2 separate regions of the Homo sapiens genome follow, and region 2 is linked to region 1. Evidence: read pairs that join two places in POLR2A ChIA-PET (ENCODE). Cell type or tissue: PC-9. All regions are shown on one strand. Links, peaks and the distances in the headings refer to the core of each region. The heading gives the core; the rest is flanking DNA.

Region 1 (16,598 bases), core at 4,702-12,701:
CTTTGATGCTCCCTTGATGGGGTCCAGAGAGCCTCCCTGCAGCCACCAGACTTGGCCTCCAGCTGTTCTTAGTGACACACACTGTCTGGGGCCCCATCAGCTGCCACAACACCAGCCCCACTTCTGGGTCATGCACTGAGGTCCACAGACCTACTGCACTGAGTTAAAATAGCGGTACAAGTTCTGGCAAGAGCAGATACTGTCTTTGTGCTGAATACGCTAAGCCTGGAAGCCATCCTGCCCTTCTGACCCAAAGCAAAACATCACATTCCAGTCTGAAGTGCCTACTGGGGGGCTTTGGCCTGTGAGCCATTGTCCCTCTTTGGAACAGATATTTAGCTCTGTGGAATTCAGTGACAAAATGGGAGGAGGAAAGAGAGTTTGTAAGGTCATGCTGGTGGGTTAGCTAAACCAAGAAGGAGACCTTTTCACAATGGAAAACCTGGGGGATGGTCAGAGCCCAGTCGAGACCTCACACACGGCTGTCCCTCATGGAGACCTCATGCCATGGTCTTTGCTAGGCCTCTTGCTGAAAGCCAAGGCAGCTCTTCTGGAGTTTCTCTAAAGTCACTAGTGAACAATTCGGTGGTAAAAGTACCACACAAACTATGGGATCCAAGGGGCAGTCTTGCAACAGTGCCATGTTAGGGTTATGTTTTTAGGATTCCCCTCAATGCAGTCAGTGTTTCTTTTAAGTATACAACAGGAGAGAGATGGACATGGCTCATTGTAGCACAATCCTATTACTCTTCCTCTAACATTTTTGAGGAAGTTTTGTCTAATTATCAATATTGAGGATCAGGGCTCCTAGGCTCAGTGGTAGCTCTGGCTTAGACACCACCTGGAGTGATCACCTCTTGGGGACCCTGCCTATCCCACTTCACAGGTGAGGCATGGCAATTCTGGAAGCTGATTAAAACACACATAAACCAAAACCAAACAACAGGCCCTTGGGTGAAAGGTGCTATATAATTGTGAAGTATTAAGCCTACCGTATTTCAGCCATGATAAGAACAGAGTGCCTGCATTCCCAGGAAAATACGAAAATCCCATGAGATAAATAAAAATATAGGTGATGGGCAGATCTTTTCTTTAAAATAAAAAAGCAAAAACTCTTGTGGTACCTAGTCAGATGGTAGACGAGCTGTCTGCTGCCGCAGGAGCACCTCTATACAGGACTTAGAAGTAGTATGTTATTCCTGGTTAAGCAGGCATTGCTTTGCCCTGGAGCAGCTATTTTAAGCCATCTCAGATTCTGTCTAAAGGGGTTTTTTGGGAAGACGTTTTCTTTATCGCCCTGAGAAGATCTACCCCAGGGAGAATCTGAGACATCTTGCCTACTTTTCTTTATTAGCTTTCTCCTCATCCATTTCTTTTATACCTTTCCTTTTTGGGGAGTTGTTATGCCATGATTTTTGGTATTTATGTAAAAGGATTATTACTAATTCTATTTCTCTATGTTTATTCTAGTTAAGGAAATGTTGAGGGCAAGCCACCAAATTACCTAGGCTGAGGTTAGAGAGATTGGCCAGCAAAAACTGTGGGAAGATGAACTTTGTCATTATGATTTCATTATCACATGATTATAGAAGGCTGTCTTAGTGCAAAAAACATACTTACATTTCAGACATATCCAAAGGGAATACTCACATTTTGTTAAGAAGTTGAACTATGACTGGAGTAAACCATGTATTCCCTTATCTTTTACTTTTTTTCTGTGACATTTATGTCTCATGTAATTTGCATTACTCTGGTGGATTGTTCTAGTACTGTATTGGGCTTCTTCGTTAATAGATTATTTCATATACTATAATTGTAAATATTTTGATACAAATGTTTATAACTCTAGGGATATAAAAACAGATTCTGATTCCCTTCATTGTGTGAATGTTTTTTTCTAAAAAAAATGTGGAGAAATATGGATAATTATGACATTTATCCCTCATTAAGCTGCCTATCAGTTTGATTTGGACAACTTGACATTTATTTGAGACATTAAGCTACTTTCTGGTAATATATTAGGCATTTCTGCAATAGCTCTTTCAGGTAACTGAATATTATTAAGCATAGTTTTATCTTGCTTTGATTAAACCTCTTAGGCAAAAAATGGAACTTCATAAGCTAATACATTAGAAAGGGGTTATGATTATAAATCAGAAATGCTTGTGACATTAAGAAATGAGGCACTTGTGAAATTTCTTTGAAATAGCCAGCTCCTCTAATGTGTCTTCAAAATATAAAGTGATTCACAAAGGCATGCATCACACCTATTTGTAGCAGCCCATTCATTACATAAACCAGGGCATACCTGTGTGGGCTCTGTGAGTGAAGGGAGGCTTCACTACTTTCTGTGAGCAGTAAGGACTGGTATCTTTCTGTGAGCAATAAGGACTGGATAAAGACTGCATATCCTTGTGTCGTGTCAGCACCAATACAATAAGGAGGGTTTTAATGTGAAGCAGGCAATCTTCCAGCCCCTTCTGGTCTTGGATGAAATAGTTGCACAGAGTATTGCACCAAAAATACACAATGGAGGCTGAAAAGTTCAACATATTTTAAGTCAATTAATCAAATTGCATTGATTCTTGATGCTTTCTTAGAGGCCTACATGATTTCTTAGATTGCTCTGATAAACTATCATAAGGGGTCCACCTCCCCTCATTTAGCTCCCCCAGGGATTTCTTTTCCCCCATGTCATACACCCAGTCCTAAATCAACCCCCAAGGCTATCCTTCCATCCCTTCTGCAGAGGGAACTTTTGTCAGACTCTGCAACAAACTCCTAGCTCTATCCAGAGTGTCCTCTGCTGCTAAGATTGGTATCTTTCTCCTCAAAAGCCTGGATGGTGAATGGGGGTGCATTAGTCAGAATTCTCCAGAGAAACAGAAAAAATAAGATTCGCGTGTGTGTGCAAACATATATATAAATAAATAAAAATATATTTATTTTAAGGAATTGACTCACATGATTTTGAAGGCAGGCAAGCCCAAAGTCTGCAAGGGGTGGGCCAGCAGAGAGCTGGTGCTACAGTGCGGGTCTGAAAGTTGCCAGAGTCCCTTTTATAGAGAAGCTTAAAAAATATTTGTTGAATTAAATGTCTTAGGTAGAGACAAATTGAATTAAAGTGGTTAAGTAAATACTCTTAGGTGAAATTTGTGCAAATTATGAGTATAAAGAGGGTGAGCTACAGAACTCTCCATGACCACTCAAGAATGGGACCCAAAGGCAAATGATAACTTATTCATTCATCAAGGGATAAACTTGAGTTATCAAATGGTTAATAGATAAAGATCCCACTCTGCCTTGGATTTAGCCATCGCAGTCCCTGTGTAAAACCCCACCGGCTTTCAGGCATGGAAAAAAATTTCACAAAGGCCTTGAAAGAAGGCATATGAAGACCAAAAGGATATTGAGCAGGGTTCCATACTTGAATAAAGGAAGAAACTCCCTTCAATGTTTACTAAGAAATAGTTAGAATATAGCATATCCTGTATAGATGAAATGTCCTAGCGAAAATGTTTAAATGTATTTAAAGAAGAGCTAGATTTTGTGGGGGGAGAGAAGGGAATAGGATAGGCTGGTGGGAGGAAGAATGAAAAGAAGAAAACTTGTTGGAAATTTTGGAGTAGATTGTGAGGAGGGGTGACTCACTTTAAAGATGTATCATTTGGAGGTAGACACGATTTTCAGAGCACAAAACAGATAAGGAAAGATGTATGCTGATTGTGTGGAGCCCAAGGGAAGGCGGGGTTTTGGAGTCTTACGTGGCTTTGTTTCTGAAAGGGAGACATGTGAAGCCTACTCCTGAGGCGGGAGGCTGGGGACATGACCATCAAGACCTATAATTGATAAACAACTAGGGGCTGGGTGCTGCACCTACATGCTGGGGAAATAGAAAATGAAGCAGACATGTGTCCCATCTTCTTCCAGCTTTCAGTCTAGCTTGGAAATAAATCTCATACCTAGAGAAAATGGAGGATCTGTGGGATGTAGATGAGGTGGGAGCATGAATGCCTAGGGAGGGAAGAAGAAAGATTTTCAGTTCTTCAGCTTTTCCTCATGACCCTATCTCATGCCATGAGCAATTGTCTGGCATCTCCTGTGGGTTGGACCACTGCTGCATTTCTTACTTGCCAACATCACTTTGTCCCAAATGCCATTCCTTTGTTCCAGGGCCTCCTTGTCTTCCATCTGGGGAACTGGAGGTGAGAAGCATTATAATAGCCTCTCTGCCTTTATCTACAATCTCTCCAACCTGTGCTTTATGCTGATGTCAGGATGGGCGTTGATGGATGCTTCTATCACTGTCGGGGCAGGGAGGGCCAGAACACTAGCATAAGATGTCAATATGTCTATCCATATGTCAGGTCCATACTCAACTCAAGCTTCTGGTTAACTGCTGATCTATTGGCAACTCCAGTTCCCAATAAGTTCCTCATCTCCTTCTGAGACCACCTCAGTGTGGACTTAATCGTCCACATCACTGTCAGCATTTTGGTTAAAACCATTCAACAAGTCTCCAGGAAGCTCCAAACTTTCCTTCATCTTCCTGTCTTCTTCTGAGCCCTCCAAACTCTTCCAACCTCTACCCGTTACCCAGTTCCAAAGGTGCTTCCACACTTTCAAGTATCTTTATAGCAATGCCCCACTCCTGGTACCAAATTCCTGTATTAGTCTGTTTTCACACTGCTATGAAGACATACTTGAGACTCGGTAATTTATATAGAAAAGAGGTTTAATTGACAAAAAAGCTAACAAAGTGAGCCCTGATTCAAAAATGACTGTCTACACTTGGCACATGAGGGACTTTATGATATTAAGAGATTAATTAAACAACAGTGGATGGGGAGGAAGAACAGACTTTTGAGCTCTTCCCAATATAGGAATGTGTTAGTTCTAAAAATTTTCTTAAGTTGTTTGCTTGGAACTCAGAGTATATTTTTCCATACGAAAAATTCAGAACTATTTTATTTATGATATGGGCTAAAAAGACTTCTGTAATCTAGCTTGGAAACTTAATAATCATTAAACTTATTTTCAATGAGATACGACTGTTTAAATTCTGAAACCTGGAACCCTCTGTTGCCCTGCAAATGCTTTAGGAAAAGAAGAGTGTGTCTGATGGAGGATAAGATGGAAAGTGAATATGGATCCATATTCAGAAGACACGGTTGCATTACAGCAAAGGAACAGCTTTTTGCTGGCCATGCTAAGCATTTGACATTGATGTGGGAGAACATGGCATTCAGTATGACTCTGTCTGGATATATATAGTTTTGTAAATTGGGTGTTCTTAAGTTGAGACTGCATGTTTCATTCCAAAATCAATCTTAGTTTTCCCACTTGCATTAGCATATTGTATTAGTCCGTCTTCACACTGCTATAAAGACATACCCGAGACTGGGTAATTTATAAAGAAAAGAGGTTTAATTGACTCACAGTTCTGCATGGCTGGGGAGGCTTCAGGAAACTTATAATCATGGCAAAAGGGGAAGAGGTACGTCTTACATGGTGACAGGGGAGAGAGAGCATGCAAGAGAAGGGAAAACTGCATTATAAAACCATAAATTTTATAGAACCCACTATCCCAAGAACAGCATGAGGGAACCACCCTCATGATCCAATCACCTTCCACGGGGTCCCTCCCTCAACACATGGGGATTTGGGGGATTACAATTCAAGATGAGATTTGGGTGGGGGAACAGCCAAACCATATCATGTATCAATGCTTAAATTCAGTTTATCTGGGAATTTTGAATGATTCCAACTCCTTAGTATAGACATTTACAGGCTTTTGGGCATTATGAAATCGTACTATTTTTAATTTGATTTCACCACTTCTCCTCTGTCTTATAAAAAGCTGACATTGAGCACATGTGTCCTTATAATTTTTAAGGTGAATCAAAAGTAAACCTGTTTTGAGTATTTGGATATAGTTTTGCAGTAGCTCTTGAGGTTACTAGGGTTGCAAAATCAAGTTTGAGAATTATAGTGCTAGATTTATGGGTGAAATGGATTACACTAATTAGTCTGACATTTAGTCACCTTGTTTTAAAAAAGCAAGGCAATATTCTGGCAGTGATATTGAACTCCAGATTTCTTTCCATATACTCACTTATGAAATTTACTTCAACATGGCATACCAGAACTGACTACTAATTTCTTTCCCCAGAATAATTTAAATTCTTTACGTCTCATTGTATTTAGTACTTGTCAGAGCTCCTGGAAGGACAGATAAAAGATAAATGCAGACAATTATTCATTGCTCAGCTTAGGTTCATTTCAGCCGGTCATTCTCTTGACCTTACCCTGGACGTCCTTATTCCCCAGAACCACTCTTCCTAATTCAGAGGAACGTGCGTGGCTCCTAATTTCTGGAGCTAACACCCACTACCACCAGTTTTGAACTCCATGCTCTTTTTTATTTTCCAGATGGAGTCTTGCTCTGTCACCCATGCTGGAGGACAGTGGCGCCATCTCTGCTCACTGAAACCTCCTCCTCCTGGGTTCAAGCAATTCTCTTACCTCAGCCCCCCAAGTAGTTGGGATTATAAGCGTGTGCTACCACACCTGGCTCAATTTTATATTTTGTATTTTTAGTAGAGATGTTGGCCAGGCTGGTCTCCAACTCCTGACCTCAAGTGATCCACCCACCTCGGCCCTCCCAAAGTGCTGGGATTACACGTGTGAGCCACCGTGCCTGGCCAGAAGGCTGTGCTCTCTTAGCTCTTCAAGGATGCTCTATTGTTATTCTTCTTCTCCCTATATCTCTACTGGAGATTTTGTCTTGTGGGTAAAATATGCTTAAGTTTACCATATCTTAAGCAAAAGAAAACACACAAACAACAACAAAAAAATCACTCCTCTCTATACTAATACTTTGCCTCTTGGTCTCTTATTATCCGTCTCCACCAGGCCCTGTCTCTGGGGTCAAGGGTAAGAGCTCACATAGAGGCACACCATATATCTACATATTTGAAAGTTGTAATATCAAGTTAACAAGCCATTAAATAAAAGTGTTCTATTGTCCTACCTTGATAGAAATACCTAGAAGGTCAGGTTAAATTGAAAAAACTCAGACTCCTTGTAGTCCTGGGGTAGAAGTCGGCTTACTGGGGGAGTGGGTGTCAGGCTCTCTGCTCATAGCTTGACTTTCTTCTCCCTTCCTCCTCTGCCCCATCTCCCACCATGAGAGACACGGAGTGCATATGAGTGGGTACTCCGGCCCACACATCTGAGAACAGCCCTCACCCATGCCCCATCTTGCAGACAGCTGCCCCTGGGCCATCTCATAGGCCATCCCATAACACAGTCCACTCTCTATTTGACAGGCCCAGGGAGAGGGGCTTAGTCATGAGCATGAGGACATTTGGCCAGGGACTTTGGCAGCACGAGCAATCAAAATGCAGTCTGGCAGCAGGGTGTGGCCTCCAGGTGGGTGTGCTCCTTTGGTCCTGAGCCCAAGGACTTCTTGCCCCCGGGAGGGTGTGGCTGGAGGAGGGTTGGAGCAAAGCCAGGAAAGCACAGGCCTAGAGAAGGCCTCCCGCCTGATCTAAGGGTGCAAGGCTCAGGCCTCTCTTCCCACTCCCTCACCTCGGGCCTCCCTGGAGCCAATCAGCTTCTGCCCTCAGCACTCCAAAGTGATAGCTCTGCTGAGGATCAAGATTCACTTTATATTCTCCAATCCAATGGGCACTCTTAGCCTGTACCTTTTTGTTTTTTTTTTTTTTGCCTGCTGCTTATTGTATCTTTGTATTTTGCATGGGATTTAATTAAAATTCCTATAATGAATGATCACCTATATTGGAATGAATCCAAAAACTGCATCTAGACTCAGATCAGCTTTCTGAAGCCAGGGCCGTAAGAACTACAAATTCAACTGAACCCCTGAAGTTCTCCTCCCTTTCTTTGACTTCCCCATCTCAGGAAATAGCCACCTATCACTTAGAATTACAGGCCAGATATCCAAGCGTCACTCACCATTCCTCCTTCTCCCCCATTCTTCACATTTAATTAATAACTGTATCTTGGTGATTCTAATTCCCAAATATTTCTAGATTCTTTCCCTTTCTTTCCATTCCCTTCAGTGTGATCTTAGTTTAGACCTTTAATTGCATTTATTTAAAGTAGCTGAATAGGCTCATAAGAATTCACTGCTCCAACTAATTTTCCACTCTGTTGCAAAAACTGATTTTCTTGCAGTGCAAATATGAGCGTGCCATTCTCCTGCTTTTAATCCTTCATTTTCTCCTTCAGGTTGTGCAGGATAAAATTCAGAACTTGTCTATTGCTGCCTTTTCCCCCATGGCCACTCTATCCCAGGGCTAAAACACACACTTATACCATGTTGTGGGGGTTTTCCCCACATGTCATTTGTTTTTCTGAAGGTCCTTCCCCTGGTATCCGGCTAACTCATCCTGATTTCACAGGATCAGAGCACATTCCTCATCTCCAAAAGGGTGGCCTGATGCCCCAGGCCCTACTGAAATGAGCTTTGTCAATGTTTACATAATATCATATGTGTATTTCATCAGAGCATTTGTCACAGAATATTTGAATAGTGGGTTAAACTGCATGCTTCTCTCACTGGACCATGAGCTACAAGAGGGCAGGGAACTCATATTTCATTTCCTTTCCTTCAGCATTTAGCAGGATGCCTGGCAATTAGCAGATGTTCAATATAATTGTGTGAGAAGGGCTGGGGAAGGTGCTGGGACACATCATCACGGGTGACAGAACCGGTCCCCTGTGGCACTCACTGTTTCGGGGAATTGGACAGGTGGTTCCAATGCAGGCGGAGTGCCATTGATGCTGAGAGAGAAGGGAGGAAATGTGCCTCTGGGGGTTGTCTGTTACTATTTTTAGGGTCATTAAAAGTGATTAAAGCCCTCTCTGTAAAAGTGTACACATATATATTTTTTTCATAAAATTCTCCTAAAACATCCATGGGTTTCCTAAGTAGTACAGCCCTTAGGCCTGGGCAGAATGACCTCTGCTTTAGAGCATTGCATTTATTTAAAGTAGCTGAATAGGCTCTGGTCCTCATCCAGCTGTGCATACATTTAAGATGAACTTTAAGGGTGAATAAAATGTTGGAAGTTGTAAAGAAGTTGGAAGTTGAAAGATCAGCCAACGAAATCATAGCGATGGAAAAGCTGGCTGGAGCAAGTGACCCATTTGGAAAGGTAGACTGGGGGCTTTACTGCAGAAGGTCTTGACTCTCAGGGTTAGGAATTTCACAATGATTTGGAAGGATAATGGGAATTCCTAAAACGTTTTTGAGCAATGATATAACTGGAATGTGCTCTGAAAGGATGAATTTGGCAGATTATACAGGGGGTTGCAGGAGAAGTGAAGAAGGTGGAGAAATAGTTGGGAGGCTACTGTAGTACTTGAGGGAAGAGGTAATAAGAACTGGACAAAGTGGGTGGGATGGGAATGGAAGAGATGAATATAATACAAAAGGTATGATTTAGATGTCATGTGATTCAGCAAGATTTCAGGGAGAAGGCAACAAAGATTACTCTGATTTACCAGACTGGAGTTGGGGGAACTGGCCACGCCATGAACAAAAGAGGGAAGCTGGAGGAAGAATTTGAGGGGGAAGATTATAAACTCAGATCTAGACATGTTAAGTACAAGGAGCTGGCTGGACATTTAAGTATCTTGCTCCTTAGTCTAAAGATGTCTTAGGTTACTTGTGAAGGGTTACTTTCCAGAGGGATCCTGGGGGTTCCCCAGAGCACCCACAAATGTAAGTCTCTAGGAGGCTGCACATTTCCCACATTTAGCCTCTAGCTAGGTAAGCTTTTCATAGCACTTCCATCAGCCTGGGTCAACTCACTTGGGACTGACCTTATATCTGTTTGAATTCAGCTGTCTTTTGTTTTAAATTTTACTTTTAAATTGTTTTATTACCAATTTTAGCTCCCCCAAATTAGCATCACACTTTCTCCTTGTGTTAGTTCCAACCTGGATCCTGTAGGGGTGGACATGGGAGGGTGATGGGAGGACAGGGCATGGATCTGGGACACACTTGGAGTTTTAATTTAGTATCCCATGAAACTTCTTGTTTAAAATATCTAATTTGCTAAAATTTGCTTTTCAAAAATGTTGGCCTTTTACTAAATTTCCCTTTTCAACATTTTAAACATCTGCTTTAGTTTTAAAATGGCTGTCTTTTTTCTTTTTTTAAAAACATCTTTTACGTTTGTGCAAACTTCCCTATCCCTCAAAACAGAGACTTCCATTGGGCAAATTATTTTGATGTGAAATCTCTGAACAATCTCATTAGCAAGAGATCTGGAATGATGTCTGAACACAGGTAACAGTGACCTGTCATGGATGTAAATCAAAGAATATTATGAAAAACCCCATGTAATACCAGGACATATGAAGAAATATGAAGATGAGAGGCAATCATTCCTTTAGATTCTGCATTAGTCAGATTATGGTCTGAGTTATAGAGTACTATGTTCAGTGTTGGTCACCACCGTTCAAAGAGATGTGAAGAAATTAGAGTGATTGCAGAAACAAGCAACCAAGATGATTAAAGGGTTGGATAATAGGTTCCAGGATGAAAGATAAAAAGGTTTGTTGCTGTTTCCAGAAGAGAAGACTAAAGTAGAGCGTGATTCTGCAAGGTTTTTATAAGACATGGTTAACAGAAACAACATATGATGGAGAAAGATTGCGAGCAAAGCTAAAAGAAGAGAAAATGCCTCGTTTTGGATAAGTCAGGCCAGAATCAACCTTTTACCCTTTCCTATATCGTTACTAATTAATCACAACATTTTTTCCTGCAGGGCTTGGGCCAGCCATATAAAATCCCCCAAACGGAACTCCAGGCAGCCTCTCCCAGTTCTTTGAAATTTTTCCTTAGAAAGACAGCTGTTTTCTCCTCTATTTTGGGCGTCGAATGTTTTGAGAGCTTGAGGCTTTACCAATGGATTTCTCAAAGATCTTTCTAGCACCATGATTCTACCAAATAATTTGATTAAATGAGTTTCACAAGGAATGGACTTAATCTGTAGATGATAATGGATCTAGGCCCTTTGACGAAACTGGGACATCTCTGGAATGCTTTTAGTGAAGGGATTGGAGACTTGGCTACTCTCTTAACACAGAAAGTTTAATTGTCTTCTCAAAGAAGCTCTTCACAGACAGCCTAGAAAGCCTCATAACGCTGGAAAAAAAGAAATATTTGGATGGAGCCAGAAGTAAGGAAAGAATTTCTACCAGGATCTCCTGTGTAGAATCTACTATTTGGCCCTGGAGAGGAAAACTGGGCTCTAGGAGGAACCTGAACACTGATTGGCCGAGGAAGGCATTGAGATGCCAGAATGAAGCTAGTTGAAGTCTCCGCTTTTTCTGTAGCTCTTTATGTGTTGTTATGAAAAAGCCTGATGAACAGTGGTTTTCTGACACGAAGTTTGTGGGAGGTAAACAGTGATAAATGACAGTTCAAGAAGCTGAAGGGCAGAAATCAATACTTGCTGTTACTCTGCAGTAAATTATGAGAAGCCTTCAATGAGAGGGACAGATGCTGTTTTTCCAATTGCATGGTTTGAACTTTAGTTGTTTATAAATTTTCTTTCTCCCTGTGGGTCTAAGTTTCTGTCTTTGCCATATATACCCTAAATGTATGGTGATAAATATCAGGCCACTTAAAAAGGTGGTAGGTAATTCACCATTAGTGTCTGAATTTTCTTCTCTACCATTGACTTTCTCTAACTTTTCTAATGATGATTAACATAGTTTGTTTTGTCAAAGGACAGCCTTTGGACCACAAAATGGATGAAAATAAAATTTAAAAAAAAGAGCTAAACTGCCTTTAAAAACCGTTAAGAATCTCTTAATACTAAATTTCAAGGGCAGAGTCTTTCTCAGTGCCATTTGGCTCACAGACATGTATTCCAGAGCAACCAAATTTGAAATACAAAAATAAAAAAGATTTTACAAAAGCCATTTCTTCCAATGAGGTCAGCAACAATTCTCGTCATTTCTTTTTTAAACAAATTCATCATGTTCCACCAAGTAAGATATTTACATATACTAACTTGAAATTTCACTCCTGAAAAAATAATAAAGGAAAAAGTCTTCTGGGATATTTTTGCTGTTTTATGGCAGTTGTTGATCTTTAGTGTTTATTAATTTTTTAGTCTTTTCCTTATTTATATCCACCCCTCCCTGTTACAAAAAATAGACTAATTTCCCAAAACTTGAGCTAAGAAGTCTGCTCTTAGATGGTGCTCCTGTTTTATAGCTGCTGATTAGGCTGGCAATCAGGAGAAATGTACAAACGCATTGGAGGAGACTTCTTGCAGCCTGTCCATCACACACACATAGACAGCACTTCTGTTGCTGCTTACCTGAGACAGCTATGTGATACTTTCTAGGACAAGTTCAGATGCGAGTCTCGAGTCATGATGGCAGAGAGAATATACACACCACACTGCTCCAGTGGTCTAGGGGCATTGCAATCACAGAGGGAGGAGCTGGCTCTTCCGGCCCCTTCTCTACTCCCTGCTCGCTAACTGCGGGTTCACCTGGCCAACCTACAGACTAACCTGTGAGGAGCACTCAGATGGGGGGAGAACCTCCTGCCAGATGTAATAACGATTATTTTGAAAGGCAGAGGGGAGGAAGAGGGCAACCAGGAGAACCTTATAAGACTTCAGGGCTTTCAGGCAAATAAATGATGGTTTGATGGTTTGAGGGGCTGTGACTTAGAGCCAGATCACACAGACTTCTGAGACATAATCCAATCAACACCAAGCACACCTCCTTTGACTGTAAGTAACTTGAGTGCTTGTTCTAGGACTTTTGTCTCCTCTGTTTTCCCAGAACCAGACACGTTGCCTGGTTCATAGACACTGAGTAACATTACATTAGACCAATGAAAGGATAAAAGAATCCTAGGTTCTACTGAAGGAGAAATGGGCTTACACTGAAATATTGGGAAGAGAGGGTATAGAGTGGGAATTTATTGGCAAGGAACGTTGTTGTATTATTATAGGTCTGTTATGGGTTATTGATGAAGTGCCCTGTAATCTAAGGAGACGCATCATCACAGCAGAATTTCAACCATTCTGGAATGATTTCAGTGGGCTGCCTGGAGAAAGGCATGAACTGACCACCGTAGGCTTTCATCCTTCCCTTGATGTTGATGATTCTCATTCTCAGGAAGGTGCCCTACACCCACCCCACCCCCAATTTTCTTGGAAAATTCTAATTTCCTACAGTCCCTGCAGTACAGAAGCCACTGATTCTGGACATTTTTGACAGTATGGTATTGGTATGGTATTGGTATGCTCTGAAAAAACCAATGCTTTTTCAGAGCAAAGACACTTTATCAAATACTATTAAATATTGATTACATGAAGTCCTCACTTAATGTTATCGAGGTTTTTCTCTTTTTTAATTTAAGAAAGAGTCTCACTATGTTACCCAGGCTGGTCTTGAACTCCTGGGCTCAAGGGATCCTCCTGCCTCAGCCTCCAGAGTACCTGGAGTTCCCACCGTGCCCAGTCACCAATAGGTTCTTGGAAACTGCAACTTCAAGTGTAACCACATACAACAAAGCCAATTTGATCACACGCTAATTGAGATAAATAAGAGTTAAGGTCCTGTGGCCTATTTCAAGCCACAAAAGCACTACCAAACTTCTAAATAAAGACCAAAACACTTCTTAAACGTTGAAATAAATATAAGCTATACAGACAATTAAGAAAGATTAATAAAAATAAGATAATTAATTACCCAATTATTTCAGTTCAGTTCAGTTTTGGATTGCTGGAGCCTCCTGCAGCAGCTCAGGACACAAGGTGAACTCGGACAAGACACCATCCCACCACAGGATGCGCTCACACCCACACCCACACCCACACCCACACTCACACTGGCACCACGTAGACAAGCCAGTTCACCTAATGTGCACAGCTTTGGGATGGGGGAGGAAAGTGGAGTACCCAGAGGAAACCCACACAGACATGGGGAAAGTGTGTGAACTCCACACAGACAGTGGCTCCACCTGGGAAGATATTTTATTTTTCTCATCAATGTTATAACAAAACGACGACGTTATTCAAGCACTGTCTGTACATTAATGGTGCCATCTGCTGAGATGCTTAAAAAACTAAAATGTGAGAAGGACCCAACGACCCCTCTGCCAAAAAATGGAAGTGCATCATTGTGTCTTGGTGCTAGCAAGTGTTGAAAAACAGAAGTTAAAAGCGTCTCCTACTTTTTTTTTTTTTTGCATTGGCGTCTGTTGACCTATATTGTGCATTCTGTGTAAATTTCATATGCCAGAAAAATCAAGAGTAAAAAGGTCATGAGAAGGCAGAAGAGTGGGTTGGAGAGGACTCTGAATAAGAGAACCTGGGATAAGACAGTTTATTAAGATATAAGCAATGATTTCTGACTTTTTTCAGCCAGGAGATACATAAGCACAGAGGATGTGATATCAGTCTTGGATCAATAAGGGATCTTGTACAATGAGAAAAGTGATGCATTTTCATCTCCCAGGTGCCTCTCCACCCCTTCTGTCTGGGGGCTGTGAGGTAGGGAATCTGCTGGCTATTCCCTGATGGACCTCTCAGGGTTACTAGACCAAGAGGCAACCTTGAGGAATGCTACTCGTTAACCCAGTTAACAAATAAATTAAAATCCTTGTCCTAGTGGGTGTCTGATTTCCAGTCTTTCATTTCACACGTTGACACTAGATGTCAGGGAAAGACTTAGCGTTCTACTTTGCAGGTCTCAGATCTCTTCAGCAGGAAGGAAGGCTGCCTGAGACAGAAATCAGGTATTGAAGACTGGCAGATTTCCCACTGTGAGCCACTGGGGACACCAGGGCTCTTATGCCAAAATATCACTATCCTGCTCACGCCCTGTTAGACATACTCTTGATGCTGTTAAAGCCCATAGACAGAACAGGTTAGATCAAGGTCATTTCATCAAAAAAGTTTTTTTTTTTTTTTGAGCGGGGGGAGGGGGAATGAAAGTCATTAATTTACCCTTTCGATTTTATTATAAAAGAGATTCAATTTTACTTTTCAAAAAAGGACAGAAGGTATAACATGGTCGTGTTTTATAATCCTTTTCATTAGTAAATTAGGAAGGAGGTAAACCAGTTAAAAATTATATGGGAGTCTCATAAGATTGTTCTGATGCTCTGTAGTACTTCCTTACATTTTGCAAAAATGACATTTTGTTTTAAATGATATTAAGCAAAAATGTGTTTTTACTGCAGAATAACTAAATCCTGACTTGCTTTCATTATGTTGCTATTATGATTCCCAAGGCTCTCAGCCCCTTCACAGGCTTCCTGATGTAACAAAAAACGATGGGCTTTTATAAAAAGTATGGATAACACATTCAAAAATTTTCCTTCTTCCTTCCTTCCTTCTCCTTCCTTCCTTCCTTCTTTCCTACCTTCCTTCTTTCCTCCCTCCCTCCCTCCTTTTTTCCTTCCTTCCTTCCTTCTCTTCCTTTTTTTTTTTTTTTTTTTAGCTTGCAAGAAGGCAATGTGAACAAACTGGAACCGGGAAGGATGGTGGTAAAGGACAAAGCCAGAAAAGGGTACAGGATTTCCCTTGTCATGCATATATTTTTGCTCTAGTCCAAAAGGTCATGGCCGTCGTATTCTCAGCCACCCTTTGGAAATAAGGTGGCTAGTCATCTACCCACCCAAGTTTAAAAATAGCCCTTCCTTGGTAGGAGGAGCCCACAGTGGGAGGAGGGCCCATCCAGATGCTGGGGAGCAGCCCCGCCTATGGAAAGATGTTCCAGGAGCCCCCTTGGTGCATCTGGGAGCCATTATATCATCACCAAAAATAGTATTATTAATACCGTATGTGTGTGTCCTTCATTTATTTGTGAACTGGATGTTGTGCAAGTCACAGGGGACTTGAAAAGAAAAAGACAAGTTTTTTGCTGGCTCACGATGGAGGCAGGAGAGAGACATGCTGGAAAACCATTCTAATGCTTATGATAGATATTTACAATGGTTGGTCATTGTTACCTACTGCAATCCAGACAACTCCATCTTCTTGGAACTTTCAGATAAAGATTGATGTGGGGTATGGTGGCTCACGCCTGTAATCCCAGCACTTTGGGAGGCTGAGGCAGGAGGATCACTTTGGGTCCAGGAGTTCAAGACCAGCGTAGGCAATGTGGTGAGGCCTCATCTTTACAAAAAAATCAAGATTAATGTGGACAAAGAGTTTCAAAGTGTAAGGCAGATTAGAGAATTACTTGAGCGGGAATGAAAATATGGAGAGATGTCAGTACTACTGGTTTATTGATCAAGATTTTGACTGGTTTATTTATAAAAATACCCATATGACACATACTATGTGCCAGGCATCATTTTAAACACTTTGCAACTGTAAGCTCCTTTCATCCTTACAACTCTCTAAGTAGGTACCAGTATTAGTCCCATGTTGGAGATAAGTAAATTGAAGCACAAAACGGTTAAGTAACTTGCCCAAGTATTCACAGATAGAGCTAGAATCCTGGGGGTCATTTCACTTATCTTTTCTTCTGCTCAACCTGAATGCTCACCTAACAACATGCTTTTTCTTTTCACCTAG
Region 2 (16,598 bases), core at 2,566-10,565, 210 kb before region 1:
ACCTATTGCAGCCGGCTCCAGTGCCAGTACCAGAATATCAACCAGACACTCTCAGCTGCAGGCATGCATGAAGCCCTGAAGCTTGCTGAGAGGCCAGAGAGACCTGAGTTTGTCCTACAAAACTCTGACTACTGTAGAAAAAAAAGTCATGATTCATGACTGAAAGAGGGATAATGGAGATGAAATAAACAAGGCAAAATAGAGGTGGAAACAGAAGAAAGTCATTTGCCAAGACTGCAGAATGGAATGCAGCTTCTGTCCTTTCTTAGGATGGCTAAAACGTGACAAACAGCATGACCTGATGTACAACATATCTTATGAGGGAGATGGTGACCTCTCCTTTTTTCTGTGGATCAGTGTTATTGTGTGTTCTCAGTTTAAGATAGCAGATCATCTCAGCAGTAAGCACACTGACAGAATTGAGTTCCAGAAAGGAAGCAGTTTCAGGTTCTTAGCACATGTCCAAATCCATGCAAGTGGGAGAAAGTTCCAATGCACACTTTCCATGCTTCCGAGTCTAGGTCTCGTGGTGAATATTCAGCAATCATTCATGAGAAAGAATGTATTTTGTTGTATGACAGAAGGGTTTACCAAGCAAACTGTGGTAAGCATAGTATCGAATATGTTGCATGTCCATTTTAGAAAACAGAGCCCAGTCATCAGCTAATACAAATGATTTCCCAGAGCAGTGTTTGTTTCAAGCTTCTGTCAAATAGTTTGGCTTTTCTGCAGGGTCCCTGTAACTTCCCCACAAATGTACTTCTTTGTTAATTCACTTATTGTTATGGTGTGGCTCAGGAACAGGTCTCAGGATGGAGAGCAGCATACAACCTGAACAAAGCTTTTTCTTGTGCTCTGAAGGGTCCTGAGACGTGAGGGGGATGCCTTCCATGAGGATTTTTATCTCAGTGAAGTGCGAGTGGTACCCACCTGTATTGTCATTAACATGATTATTGGCATGTTTTTGACTCTCATTTTTCACAAGGGTGCAGTGGGGCCATGGACCATCCCATGGGATGGTCCATAACTGTATGTTATATGGAAATAGTGTGGGAATAATGGGTTTTCCATGAAAGGTTGTGATGCTTCTGGAGATGGGGGCATAAACGTGTTCATTCTTGTTGAGCAGCATTGTGTTAAACCAAATTGTGTGAAGTGGAGGTCACCTGGACCACTCCTGGGAAATGCTCCAGAACACCAGTCTGTTCCTTCTAGAAATTTGTTCTCTGTATTTATTTTTATTTTTTATTTTGAGGCAGTGTCTCACCCATCCTGTCTCCCAGGCTGGAGTGCAGTGGTGCGATCTCGGCTCACTGCAACCTCTGCCTCCTGGGTTTAAGCAATTCTCCTGCCTCTGCCTCCCAAGTAGCTGAGATTACAGGCACCTGCCACCACACCTGGCTAATTTTCGTATTTTTAGTAGAGAAGGAGTTTCACCATGTTGGCCAGGCTGGTCTCAAACTCCTGATCTCAGTTGATCCACCTGCCTTGGACTCCCAAAGTGCTGAGATTACAGGTGTGAGCCACTGTGCCCAGCCTGTTCTCTGTATCTTAAATCAACTCTGTGCCAAAGCAGTTCTGTCCCCTGACTCCCACCCCTACCCACCAAAAAGTGGTAGACATGAAGGGCAGGTAAGGGAACAGAAAATGTCTCCTTGCAGCTATATATATTTTAAACGAACTGTGTAATAAGTATGAGCTAAGGAGACAGAAAGACAGTAGATGAGAAAAGAAGAGTACCTATACCTACAAGGGGCAAAATGAATGCAATCCTTCATTTGATAAGAGAGAACTGAAAGAGAATATTATTTTTCTACAATAAAGCAAGCTGTCCTCTCAGGATAAAGTGGAATTTCGACATGGATTATGGACTTCTTCCAACTCCCATTGACATTGCTTCTTACCACACATGGGGAAGGGCTGCCTTTCCTGAAAGGGGAAGAAGGCACTGTCCTTTCAGACAAAGTTTGTACAAATTCCTGAACTGCAGATTTGCTAATGTGACCGCGTATACTTATATTCATAATTTAAGTGATTGTTTATGGTCAGATACATATTGTTAAACTTGAAAATGTTTTATTACATTACATCAAATAAAGTCTATTTGTAGCTGAAAAAACTAAAAATAATAAAAAGGAGGAAACTGAGGCTTAAAACAATTAAGTAACTTTCCCAGGCAACAACTAATGTGTGGCTTGGTGAGGATTTGAACTCATGTCTGTGTTGTCAGCGTCCATAATGCTTTGTACTCTGTCACCCTGGCTTTTCCGACCTGTATCTACATCTACATATGGCACTGCTTTCCAAATACTTTCTAAATGTCCAGCTTCCCCCTTGGACTCACTCCTTGAAACTGACTTCTCTGAAAGTGTCCCTCAAACACTGTGTCCATGAACACTGTGTGGTCCTGTCTGAACTCTCTTGTCATCTCATTTGTTCTAATATTCTGCCTACTTGAGGATTCTCTTTTCTTTTTTTTGATACAGGATCTCACTCTGTTGCCCAGGCTGGAGTGCAGTGGCATGAGCTTGGCTCACTGCAGCTTCGAACTCCCTGGCTCAAGTGCTCATCCCACCTTAGCCTCCCAAGTAGCTGGGACTGCAGGTGCACACCTAATTTTTCTATTTTTTGTAGAGACAAGGTTTCTCCATGTTGCCCAGGCTGGTCTCAAACTCCTGGGCTCAAGCAATTCGTCCAACTTGGCCTGTCGAAGTGCTGGGATTACAGGTGTGAGCCACTTTGCCCAGCCTATTTTTCTTTTTTTGAGAGAGGATCTTGCTCTGTCACCCAGGCTGGGGAGCAGTGGTGCGATCATGGCTCACTGCAGCCTAGAACTCCTGGGCTCAAGTGATCCTGCCACCTCAGCCTCCTGACTACCTGGGACTACAGGTGTGCACCACTACTGCCAGTGAATTTTTAATACATTTTTGCAGAGAAGGGAATCTCACTATGTTACCCATGCTGGTCTCAAACTCCTGCCTCAGTTGATCCTCCTCCATCCGCCTCCCAAAGTGGTTAAATTAAGCCAACCTGCCTGGCCTTTATGAGGATTCTTTATGCATGTTTTACCCATTGGTTGCATTGTCATTTGAAATTGTTAACCTAATTGTCAGACTAATTTGTGGCAGCTGCCCTAAACCAGAGCTGAGGGATTGCCTGCTGTGCTTTCCTCCTGAGCAAGGGGAAGTTGAGCCGGAGCCAGGTAGTGGCAATCAATAATAGTGGTACTGTTGACCTCTAGCTTTGTGGTAAAAGATATTAACTTTATTAACTCCAGACAAAAAATATTTGCCCTTTGACAAATATTTGTTCATTGCTATAAAGTAAATTGCCATTTAATTATTTCATAGTTCCTTGACTCTAAGATGCTATTGATTATAAGACAGGCCCTGTTATTTTATGTGCCACCAAGAAAAAAAACAAATGCTACTAAGTAAACTATGACATTCAATTGATTTTAAATGCATCCAGAGACATTAAAATGTGAAATAGCATGCAGCTTGGAGTTCATAAGAGATTCTTAGGTTGCTTTGTAAGGGTCTCTTGAGTATTTTTGCTCACAACCATACCTCCTTTATAACAAACTAATCTTTTAAAAGGCAAGATCTATTTTTCTTTAGCACTTCCCTCACTAGCCACACACAGAGGATGCTCAGTAAGTGTGGAATGATTTAAAACATTCTTGATATTAGAGCTAGTCATCTATTTTAGTTACTAAACTATATACAGTGCAATGGGCTCTATTACTCAGTATGGTCAAGTAGCGGAAGTATTTGGGAATCAGAAAACATCGGGTCAAAAGATGGGGATTCCAATCTGGCTCTGTCCTACCAGTGTAATGAATATTTCTTCTGCAAATTTCCTAACCTCTGCAGAACTCACTTTCTTTCTTTTTTTAAATTTAGAGACAGGGTCTTGCTATGTTGCCCATGTTGGTCTCAAACTCCTTGGCTCAAGTGATCTTCCCACCTCGGCCTCCCACAGTGCTGGGATTACAGGTGTGAGCCACTGCACCTGGCCTCAGAACTCACTTTCTACATCTGCAACACTGGGGTAATAATGCCAGCTCACAGTGCTGTCGGGAGGATTAAAGGAGTCCAGGCAATAAAAAGCACTGTATACACTGTTAAGGGCTAGATTCTCCCCACACCAGTGGTCAAGTTTGTCCTGCTACCAAGGGCTGAACATTGCTGCTTCAAGAGCATTGTGGGGAAGCATCATTTTAAAGTCCAGATTATTTGGTGTCTTGCCTTTTTTTTTTTTTTTTTTTTGAGATGGAATCTTGCTCTGTCTCCCAGGCACGATCTCGGCTTACTGCAAACTCAGCCTCCCAGGTTCAAGTGATTCTCCTGCCTCAGCCTCCCAAGTAGCTGGGATTATAGGCGCATGCCTCCCAAGTAGCTGGGATTACAGGCGCACACCCAGCTAATTTTTGTATTTTTAGTAGAGACAGGGTTTCACCATGTTGGCCAGGCTGGTCTCGAACTCCTGACCTCAGGTGATCTGCCCGCCTCAGCCTCCCAAAGTGCTGGGATAATAGGCATGAGTCACCATGCCCAGCTATTTGGTGTCTTTCTTTATCTGAAGAATTTGGTATGCTGTGAGACATTTTCCTTTGCAATTTATTAGGTATTATGATTGAATACTGTTGAGTGTGTATAAACTGAAAGAAAAATTCTAAGCCCCCCACTCGACTGAATGGACCCCTCGTCTCAGCCAATGGAATTCCAAAGAAACCTGAAAAACTAGTTCAGGCCATGATGGGAAGTGGGGGTCCCATCATGCCTCATTATACCTTCCTCCTTTTGGAATTCAGGCACAACTGACCAGTATTAACATTAAATCTTAAGGCTGAAAACACAGACTCTTTGTAGCAATAAGATACCAAATTGTAACCTTGTATAGCATCATATGACAGATAGCAGCTCTGAAAGAAATAAAAATATTTTAGATGCCGGGCGCAGTGGCTCATGCCTGTAATCACAGCACTTTGGGAGGCCAAGGCAGTCAGATTGCCTGAGGTCGGGAGTTCAAGACCAGCCTGGCCAACATGGCGAAACCCCGTCTGTACTGAAAATACAAAAATTAGTCCAGTGTGGTGGCTCATTCCTGTAATCCCAGCTACTCAGGAGGCTGAGGCATGATAATTGCTTGAACTCAGGAGGCGGAGGTTGCAGTGAGCCCAGATTGCATCACTGCACTTCAGCCTGGGCAACAGAGTAAGACTCTGTCTAAAAAAAAAAAACCCAAAAAACAAAAAACAAAATCAGATATGAATAAGAACATGGGTGGTTAGACATCTCTCCCATCATAGGAGGAGAGAGGGAGGAAAAGGTGGGTGTCTGCCTATGTACTTACGGAGGTTGGAGGTGGCAAGTTATGGGAGCTCCTGTCAGAAGGCTTTCATTTTCTCTGTGAAATAGGTTATGAGAATGATGGAACAGGAAGCAGGAGAGAACAGCTACCACCATTCTTTCCTTATAGGTAAGACATGGGCAAATCAAATAATATTTGGCAATAAGGCATCAACACACAGTTGCATGTAATAAAGTAGGCTGGAATTTATTCTCAAGGTAATGAGGATCTATTCCATTAAGATTTTTACATATGGTGGCTAAATAATTAGTGTTTCTGCCTCAGTTTAGCAGTAGTATTTTCTGGTGCACCTGAGACTCTTCTGAGTCCTGGCCCAAGAGTATAAGGCTCACAGAGAAGGGGTATTTCCTCCACATTGCCCCCTCTCTCCTTTGTGCAGTCTGCACAAAGACTGCCTTTCCAGTCAGCTTTTTTTCTTTTTTTCTTTTTTTTTTTTTTTTTTTTGAGAGAGAATGTGGCTCTGTCGCCCAGGCTGGAGTGCAGTGGCGTGATCTTGGCTCACTGCAACCTCCGCCTCCCAGGTTCAAGCGATTCCCCTGCCTCAGCCCCCCGAGTAGCTGGGATTACAGGCGCGTGCCACCATGCATGGCTAATTTTTTGTATTTTAGTAGAGATGGGGTTTCATCACATTGGCCAGGATGATCTTGATCTCCTGGCCTCATGATCCACCTGCCTCGGCCTCCCAAAGTGCTGGGATTACAGGCGTGAGCCACTGCGCCCGGCCCCCAGTCAGCTTTTTAAATTTTTGCATTCCTATATTTTATTTTTAAGTGACATTCAAAATTGTATATATTTATCATGTACAGCATGATGTTTTGAAGTATATACACATTGTGGATGACTAAATCTAGCTACTTCATGTATTCATTCCCTCATAGTTATCATTTTTGTGGTGAGAAAGCTTAACATCCACTCTTTCAGCAGTTTTCAAGAATATTTTGTTATAACTATAGTGTCCATGTTGTACAATAGATCTCTCGAACTTCTCCTTTCTAAATGAAATTTTGTATCATTTAACAAACATGATCCCAATACCCACCCCTCCCAACTGCCCTAGCCCCTGCTAACCACCGTTCTACTCTCTACTTCTATGAGATCAAGTTAGTGTCCACATGAGTGAGATCATGCAGTATTTATTTTTCTGGGCCTGGCTTATTTCACATGACATAGTATCCTCCATTTTCATCCCTGTTGTTGCACATGAGAGGATTTTCTTACTTTTTTATGGCTTAATAGGATTCCATTGTGTATATATACTACATTTTCTTTATCCATTCATCTGTTGATGAACACTTAGGTTGATTTCATATCTTGCCTACTTGAAGTACTGTTCATTAAGCAAAGCCAATAGCTTTGATTCAAGTCAAGTACTATGAATAGTGCTGCAATGAACATGGATGTGCTGATATCTCTTCAACACTGATTTCATTTTCTTCGAATGTATACCCAGAAGTGGGATTGTTGGATCACATGGTAGTTCTAATTTTAATTCCATGAGGAACCTCCATACTATTTTCCAAATACACAAAGGATGGAAATTAATGCTGTACTAATTTACATTCCCACCAGTGGTGTGCAAGGGTTCCTTTCTCCACATCCTTGCCAACACTGGTTGTCTTTTTTGTCTTTTTGATAATAACCTTTCTATGACGTAGGAGGTGACATCTCACTGTGGTTTTAACTGGCATTGCTCTGATGATTAGTGATGTTGAGCCTTTTTCATAAACCTGTTGGCCATTTGTGTCTTCTTTCGAGAAATGTCTAGTCAGGTCAGGTCCTTTGTCTATTTTTTTTTTTTTTTTGATACCGAGTCTCGCTCTGTTGCCCAGGCTGGAGTGCAGTGGTGTGATCTCAGTTCACTGTAACTTCCGCCTCCCGGGTTCAAGTGATTCTCCTGCCTCAGCCTCCGAGTATCTGGAATTACAGGTGCATACCATCATGCCCGGCTAATTTTTGTATTTTTAGTAGAGACAGGGTTTCACCACGTTGGCCAGGCTGGCCTTGAACTCTTGACCTCAGGTGTTCTGCCCGCCTTGGCCTCCCAAAATGCTGGGATTACAGGCGTGAGCTACTGCGCCTGGCCTGCCTGTAAATTTTTTTAAAATTTTTTATTTATTTTCATTTTTTGAGACAGTCTCGCTGTGTCACCCAGGCTGGAGTGCAGTGGCACAATCTCGGCTCACTGCAACCTCCACCTCCTGGGTTCAAGTGATTTTCCTGCCTCAGCCACTTGAGTAGCTGGGATTACAGGCATGCGCCACCATGCCTGGCTAATTTTTGTATTTTGAGTACAGACAGGTTTCACCATGTTAGCCAGGCTGATCTCGAACTCCGGGCCTCAAGTGATCTGCCCACCTTAGCCTCCCAAAGTGCGGAGATTTTAGGCGTGAGCGACTGCGCTCAGCCATATTTTAAAAATAAGATTATTTGTTGTATTGCTATTGAGTTATTTGAGTTCTTTATACATTTTTTGGTATTAACCCCTTATCAGATGTATAGTTTGCAAGTATTTTCCCCTCTTTTGTAGGCTGTCTCTTCACTCTGTTAATTGTTTGCCCTGCAGAAGCTTTTTAGTTTGATATAATCCCATTTGCCTATTTTGCTTTTGTTGCCTGTGCTTCCACCAGCATTTCTCATCCAGGACAGGGCTCCTCCCAGGGTGTCTGACTGTGGGCATGCTCCCCTCTTCAGGGTGGGCCCACCCTGAAGCACTCCCTGCCCACAGTGGCATGCTTTTTCTTCTGTCTCCCATCAGAACATAGGGTACCAGCAATATTTACTCACTAAGAAATTGTTTCCTTTCATCTTTCTTTCTAAATTATAAAATGAAAAGTCATCTTCTTTAATGTTCAACATTTCTAAATGTCTGATTTGTTTAAATTTATAAATAATTTATAGATTTAAATTTACTGATTTGTGTTAAATTTATTCACCACTGTTTATTTACTACCTACCCAAGTTCCCAGGTAGTCTACGGGGTTCTAAACTGTAGCAGTGAACAAAACAGACGAAAACCCCTGCTTTACTGGAGTTTACATTTCGGCGTGGGAGACAGGCAGTAAATAAACACATTCATAAATATGTAATAGGTCAGGTGGTGTGTGTTGAAGGCCAACGTATGTCAGTGTGGGCCACTTTAGATAGGGTGGTGACATTTCAACAGAGACTCCCCAAAAAGTGAGGGCATCACTGAGAAGATAGCTAGGGGAGAAGTTTTCAAGTCAGTCGGAAAGGCACGTGCAAAGGCCCTGAGGTGGGAGAATACCTGGCATGTTGAAGAAAGCAAGGAGGCCAGTGTGGCTGGAGTTTACTGAGAAGGAAGAAGGTTACAGGCAAGGGCTCCAGAACCAGGCTGCCTCGGTTCAAATCCCTGCTTACAAGTCGGGTGACCTTGGGCGACTTATTTACTCTCTCTTTGCCTCAGGGCTGTCATCTGAAAAATGGAAATAATGATAATGTGTACCTCAGAGGCTTGTTATGAGGATTAATAATTGCAAAGCACTTAGAACAGGGCCTGGCACATAGTAAGTGCTCTGTAAGTGAATCTTAACCTAAAAAAGGAGAAGAATGATGAAAAATCCAAATTGAAGCAACTATTTCAATATCATAAAATTACTAATCTATATTCTTTTAAAATGTCAATGTCTTAAAAGACAAGAAAAGGCTAAAGAATTGATTCAAATTAAACGAGACTAGAGAGACACTACAAGTAAATGTCATCTGTGATTATGGGCTGGACCCTGTGCCAAGAAAAAATACTCTAAAGAACATTAGTAGAATTAAATTGATTAAGTTAGCATACAGACTGTAGATTAGATAAAAGTATTATATCAATATTAAAGTTCCTGACATTGATAACTATATTGTGGTTGTGTAAGAGAATATCCTTGTTCTTAAGAAATACACACAGGGGTATTAAGGGGATAAGCGGACCTACTATCAAATGGTGTAGAGATAAGCTGTGACACACACACACATACACACAGCCTACTTCTTTAACCTAATATATTAAGTATCCTTCTCCTAGTTTCCTATACCGTAGCTGCATTGATCTCCTTGGTATTCCTTAAGAATACAAGTATGTTCTAGATCAGGGTGTAGGTATTCACTGTTTCTTTGCTTAGAATTTCTTCTCCCAGAAATTGACTTGAATGGCTTCTTTTCATCATTCGGGTCTCAAATCCCCTTTTCAGAGAGAGCTTCCTCGACTCCCCAACCTAAAGTGTCTCCTCTCCCTAGAGTGCTTATCATTATCTGAAAATAATTAATTCATTTCTATGCTTCTTTTCCTTTTTGTCTTTTTCTTCCCACTAAACTGTACATGTCATAAGAGGAGAGATCTTCTGGATCACAACTCTATCTTCAGTACCTAGAATAGTGTCAGAAACATAAGCTCTCAATATATATTTGTTGAATGAATGGGATGGGATGGGGTGGGTTGGTGTGGGATAGGAGAAGACTCTAGGAGGAAGGTCGGCAGCATGAACCCAGTTATTAGAGAGACTGTGGGTGCATTAGTGTCTATCATTCCATCCTACTACCAGTACAACTTTTTAAGAAGGGAGATATGCTTAAAAGAGGTTGGGAGGAGAAAGAGAGAGAAAGCACAAAGAGGAAAAAAGTATAAGATATGCTTATTTGAAACTTAGAGGTTGATCATAATCAGCAATTTTAGAGAAAAAGAGGAATCAAAGGAGAGGAACTTTGTTGACATGTCCAAAACAATTGTAATGTCAGCCATTTCTTTCCTTTTTTTTGCCAGAGTTTTGCTCTTTTGCCCAGGCTGGAGTGAAGTAGCTTCCGCCCCCCAGGGTTCAAGTGATTCTCCTGCCTCAGCCTCCTGAGTAGCTGGGATTATAGGTGCTCACGACCACCCCTGGCTAATTTTTGTATTTTTAGTAGAGACAGGGTTTCATCATATTGTCCAGGCTGGTCTCAAACTCCTGACCTCAGGTGATCGACCTGCCTGAGCCTCCCAAAGTGCTGGGATTACAGACGTGAGCTACCACACTCAGCCTAATGTCAGCTATTTCTTTTTGATGACATAATCCACATTAAAATTGTATCTAGAACAGTAAGAGGAACCAGTCTCCAATGACATCTAAATGGGTGTATTGTCCTTTATTTTGGAAAATTCCCCTTCCATCTTATTTAGGACAATGTTGTAAGTTTCCCACTCTTGGGATCAGCACCTGGATGTTGTCTTTGGCTCTCTTCATCCTTACATTTTCTTTTTTCCCTCCTAAATCCTCAATTCTTTGTGATTCTTCTCTTATATTACTCTCACATGTGGACCTATGATGTGGGTCAGTGTTTCTCAGTGTGCTTCTTGCATCTGCTGTATCACTTGGAGAGCCTGTTAATCATGCAGATTCCTTGGCCCCAAATCAGAATCTCTGGGACGGGTAAGCAGGGAAACTGGTAACTTTTAAAATTTTTCATTTTTTTAAGTAAAATATAGATTTCAAAAATTCAAAATATACTAAAGGATATGAAATAAAGAATTTTTCTCCTAGACTCTGTTTCTCAGCTACCCTTTCCCCTTTCTTAGAAGTATGCATTGTTGCATTTTTTTTTTTTTTTTTTTTTGAGACAGGGTCACACTCCTCCACTCAGGCCTGGAGTGCAGTGGCACGATCTCGGCTCACTGCAACCTCCGCCTCCCGGGTTCAAGTGATTTTTGAGCCTTAGCCTCCCAAGTAGCTGGGATTACAGGTGCATGCCACCATACCCAGCTAATTTTTGTATTTTTAGTAGAGACGGGTTTCACCATGTTGGCCAGGCTGGTCTCAAACTCTTGATCTTAAGAAACCACCTGCCTCAGCCTCCCAAAGTGCTGGGATTACAGGTGGAGTCACCACGCCCAGCCTAAAAGTATGCATTGTTATATTACTTTCATATATATTTTTCCAGAGTTTTTTTGTGCATAGACATACAAATACATGCATATATTTTTTTTCTCTACTTTCTCATTACACAAATGATAATGTACTATACTTATGGTTTCTGTAAATTGTTCTTTTGTTGTCATGTGCCAATGTATTTTGGAAATCATGCCATAGTGATATATGAGTAATGATTCACGTTTTTCCCAGTGGTATGGATTTTCATGTATGGATGTGCCGTAAATACTTAACAAGGAGCCTATCAATGGAGGTTCACATTGTTTTCAATCCTTTGATAATAGGAACAATATTGCAGTGAATAACCTCCGAAATATATCATATCCCACATGTATAAATATACCTGAAGAAAATTTTCCTGAGCCAAAGGATATGTACATTTAAAATTTTGATAGATATTGCTAAATTATTTTCAGTATAGGTTGGCAAACTCACCAGTGAAAACATCTGGGCCTTCAGATTTCTTTCTTGGAAGGCTATTAATTATTGATTCAACTTATTTAATAGAGCTAAAGCTATTCAGATTATTTATCCTTGTGTGAATTTTGGTAGTTTGTGTCTCTCAAGGAATTGGTCCATTTCATCTAAATTGTCAAATTTATTGGCATAGAGTTGTTTATAGTATTCTTCTTTTCTCCTTTTAATATCTGTGTGATCAGTAGTGATAACCCTTCTTTTATTTCTGACATTGGTAATTTGTGTCTCCTCTTTTTTTCTTGGGTAGTTTGGGTAAAGGTTTATCAATTTTATTGTTCTTTCCAAAGAACCAGTCTTTGGTTTTGTTGATTCCCTCTATTGTTTTTCTGTGCTCAACTTCATTGATTTCTGTTGTAATTTTTATTTCTTCTGTTCCTCCATTGTCTTTCTTGCTCTAGTTTCTTAGGTGGAAGCTTATTGGTTTTACATCTTTCTGTTTTTCTAACACATGCACTAAATTTCCCTTTAATCACTATTTTTGCTGCACCTCACAAATTTTGATAAGTTGTATTTCCATTTTCATTTAGTTCAAGATATTATAAACTTCCCATAAAAGATAAGTTGTTGAGCCTGCATAACTTAAAAACTGACATATTTGCTGACTACCCGTGCTTAGAGAAAAATGCAGAGAGCAATGTGAGGCCGAAGTTGTGGAAACAACGGAGGTTGTGAACCAAGAAAATGGAACAGGTTTTAGGTTAGCAGGGAAAGGTGAGAGAGAATTCCAGGGAAGAGTTCAGATAGTAATGCCTATTGGGAGAATCTCTATTTGGAAAGCATTTTATTTTAAATATATAAAATGCACAACAAAATTACCAATTTAACATGCAATTATGGGTATTCGTAATAATATTTTCTTTCTTCTTTTGAGACGGAGTCTCACTCTGTCTCACCCAGGCTGGAGTGCAGTGGCGCGATCTCGGCTCACTGCAGCCTTCGCCTCCTGGGTTCAAGCGATTCTCCTGTCTCAGCCTCCTGAGTAGCTGGGACTACAGGCACGTGCCACCACACCTGGCTAATTTTTTGTATTTTTAGTAGAGACGGGGTTTCACCATGTTGGCCAGGCTAGCCTCGAACTCCTGACCTCGGGTGATCCACCCGCCTCAGCCTTCCAAAGTGCTGGGATAACAGGCATGAGCCACCAAACCCAGCTCATAATATTTTCTGATTAATGGCTATAAGAAAGTGCTTTAAAATAATCAAAATATACCTTTTAAAATAAACAAATGAAAAAACAAAAATATCTTTGAGTTTCTCTTGAGCCTTATTCTTTGAGCCATGTGTTAGTTAGAAGTGTGTTGTTTAATTTCCAAATATTAGGGGGATTTCCTAGCTATCTTTCTGTTACTGATTTCTATTTTAATCCCATTGTGGTCTGATAAATTCCTTTGTATGATTTCTATTCTTCTAAATTTGCTAAGGTGTATCTTATGGCCCAGAATGTGGTTTATCTTGATGAATGTCCTGTGTGGGCTTAAGAATAACGTGTATTCTGCTGTTGTCGAATGGAATAATCTATAATGTTAATTAGATGAAGTGATTGATAGTGCTGCTCAGGTCAACTATATCCTTACTGATTTTCTGCCTGCTTGATTTATCAATTACTAACAAAAAGTTGTTGAAGTTTCTAACTATAAATAGTGGATTTGTCTGTTTCTCCATTCAGCTTGGACTTGGGCACATTTGGGATTGTTATGTCTTCTTGGAGAATTGACCCCTTTGTCATTACAGAGTGCCTCTCAATCCCAGAAGATTTTCCTCATTCTGAAGTCTGTTTGTCTGAAATTAATATGGCTCCCCCAGTATTCTTTTGATTAGTGTTAGAACGGTTTATCCATCTCTATTTTTATCTCTCTTTCTTTCTTTTTCCATTCCTTTATTTTTAATCTATCTGTCTTTATAATAAGAATGGTTTTCTTGTAGATAATGTATAGTCTTGCTTTCCTTATTCATTCTGACAGTGTCTTTTTTTTTTTTTTTTTTTGAGACAGGGTCTTGCTCTGTCACCCAGACTGGAGTGCTGGAGCGCAGTGGCATGATCACTGCTTACTGCAGCCTTAACCTCCTGGGCTAAAGTGATCCTCTCACCTCAGCCTCCTGAGTAAGCTGAGACTACAGACACATGCCACCATGCCTGGCTAATTTTGTTTATTTTTTGTAGAGATGGGGTTTTGCCATGTTGCCCAGGTGGTCTTGAACTCCTGGGCTCAGGCAGTCTGCCTACTTTGCCCTCCCAAAGTGCTGGAATTACAGGCGTTAGCCGCTGTGCTCAGCCTCTGTCTTTTAATCGGTATAGTTACTGATATAGTTGGATGAATATCAACTGTTTGCAGCTATTTTCTATTTATTGCCAGAGGCTTCTCTTTCTGCCTTCTCTGGTTTCAACTGAGCATTTTGTATGATTTTATTTTATCTGCTTTCTTAGTTTATCAATTATATTTCTTAAAATTTTTTTAAGTATTTTCCTTAGTTTCAGTATGAATTTTTGACTAATCTATCTTCAAATAACACTATACCATTTCACATGTAGTGCAGATACTCTCTTTAGGTTGTAATCTTAAGCAACTCTGGAGGGTTTTAGAGATAAATGTGTGGAGGATGGAATAATCTACCTTATCTTTCATGGGTGGAAAAAGAGGTTAAGGAGTCCCAGACTGCCTGCTTCTCCCTGTATCACCTAAACGTTTGTTTTTTATCACTTTTTGATGCTATGTGATTTGGTGCACAGATACATGTAACTCATATCTTTATTATGCATTACATCCTTTATCATTATAAAGTGCTTTAAAAATCTTGTTAATGTTTTTTGCTCTTAACTCTGATATTAAGATCATATCCCCAGCTTTTATACAGTTAGACTTTTCAGACACACTCTTGCTATCCTTTTATTTTTAATTTTTTTGAATTTTGAGCACACATATTTGACTATGGACAAAGAATTCCACCTCTGCCTATATGCTGTATAAAGCACTGTACATCTGAAATCACACTTTTCTTGTGCAGAGATGCATTCATATGCATATGATCTTTACCAGAGAAGTTTCCAAATTTATTTGTGATGGATGAGAATGTGTATTCAAAGGTAATATAGTACTGGAGTTATCTTCAGGGGTATTATACTCCTCTTGACTCAGCCCCTACCTCGCCACTAAAGATTCATTTTTAAATGAACAAAGCAATAGACAATAGAACATCTCTTTTAGGTGTGCCCAAAACAGAGCTTTGCTTTGCAATCCAATTTGAAGATTTTTTAAACAGTGTATTTAGCTATTTCACATTAATTCCAAGACAAATGTTTGGTTTTTGTCATAAAATTTCAAGTTATATTTTCTATTTTTGCAATTTATAACCTCTTTGTTTTTTGTTTCCTGTGCCAACACTAAAGCATTTGTATTTTTGTGCAAATGGTTTCCTTTATAATTATGTTATTTATAACACCGTATTCACCTGCATTTCTTGAGATAAGGCCAATTAATTTCCTACAATGAGCAGCAATAAAATTAGCATCTTTGTTCTTCCACCTCCCTCCTGGTGTTAGTTTGTAAGGGGTGCTGTAACAAAGTACCAAGATGTGGGTGGTTTAAGCAACAGAAATTATTATCTCACAGTTCTGGAGGCTAGAAGTTCAAGATCAAAGTGTCAGCAGGGTTAGTTTCTCCTGAGGGCTGGGAGGGAAGGACCTGTTCCATGTCACTCTCCTAGCTTCTGGTGGTCTCAGGTATTCCTTGGCTTGCAGATGGCATTCTCTCTGTGTCTTCACATTGTCTTCACTCTGTATGCGGCTGTCTCTGAGTCCAAATTTCCACTTTTTTTTTTAATAAGGGGGCAGTCACACTGGATTAGGGCCCACCCTAATAACCTCATCTTCGCTTAATCATCTGGAAAGACCCTATTTCTAAATAAGGCTACATTCATAGGCTCTGGGGGTTAGGATTTCAACATCTTTTTTGGAGGAGCACAATTCAAACTATAATACTCTTCTACTGCTAGATTTTAGCCACTTTACTCACTTCCTAGTGTTTACCTTTGAACTAGTAAATGTACTACGGTTTTATTATTAATTTATCATTTTTAAGTTATATTTTTTACTTCTGACTCTAAATGATGAAGAAATCAAATTACTTACTACTTTCTCCCTTCCCTCTTGGTTGCCACTCAATTTTTGCTGATTATACACTGTAGAGCTTCATAACATTCACATTTTACTCTATTATTTCCATGTTTGTTCAGCTCTGCTTGCTTTTCTCATTCCTGCCTTCTTTTTCAGTTTCCGTAGTCTATTCTTTCCCTCATTTTTTTCATTTCTCTGATATTTTTATTTCTGCTTCTAACTGAGCTCTGTTGAGTTTTTGTATTTCTGCTTTTTAGTTTTGTTCTACAGTGATAATTGTTTCATTAAATTTTTATAATTCATGACAAAATATTTGGCCTAAATTTTCACCTGCTCTATAGGGATATTTTTTCTGGTGTTTTTTGGCCCATTCTTTTTCTGTTCCTTTTCTTGATTTTTTTTCCTCTTATATTTCTAGACAGCTCCTGTGTTGGTTCTATTTTGAAAACTTGTTTTTTTTTTGTTTTGTTTTTTTGAGACTGAATCTTGCTCTGTCACCCAGGCTGGAGTGCAGTTTTGTGATCTCGGCTCACTGCAACCTCCGCCTCCTGGGTTCAAGGGATTCTCCTTCCTCAGCCTCCCAAGTAGCTGGAATTACAGGCATGCACCATCACGCCTGGCTAATTGTTGTGTTTTTAGTAGAGATGGGGTTTTACCATGTTGGCCAAGCTGGTCTCGAACTCCTGACCTTAAGTGATCCACCCACCTCTGCCTCCCAAAGTGCTGGGATT

What was found. Peaks named below come from ENCODE experiments on the same cell type or tissue, not always from the same donor. Only the 100,000 strongest peaks of a DNase experiment are listed, where the experiment ranks them.
Region 2: POLR2A ChIA-PET joins it to region 1 with 11 read pairs; 5 of 35 experiments call an interaction of 5 or more read pairs at or near these places.

The regions. Positions count from the first base shown.
Region 1 is chr12:13,214,896-13,231,493 of GRCh38, forward strand. It overlaps EMP1 (epithelial membrane protein 1), which reads left to right. Exons shown (of 5, transcript NM_001423.3): 5 at 1-5,046. Among named protein-coding and RNA genes, the nearest start is that of EMP1, 26 kb to the left of the region's middle. In PC-9, for the core only: no CTCF peak of the experiment used is centred there; DNase peaks (open chromatin) are centred at 7,426 and 8,506; H3K27ac peaks cover 4,812 bases.
Region 2 is chr12:13,002,672-13,019,269 of GRCh38, forward strand. The region is part of intron 2 of GPRC5D-AS1 (GPRC5D and HEBP1 antisense RNA 1); the gene reads left to right. It also overlaps the pseudogene HTR7P1. Among named protein-coding and RNA genes, the nearest start is that of HEBP1, 11 kb to the left of the region's middle. In PC-9, for the core only: no CTCF peak of the experiment used is centred there; no DNase peak of the experiment used is centred there.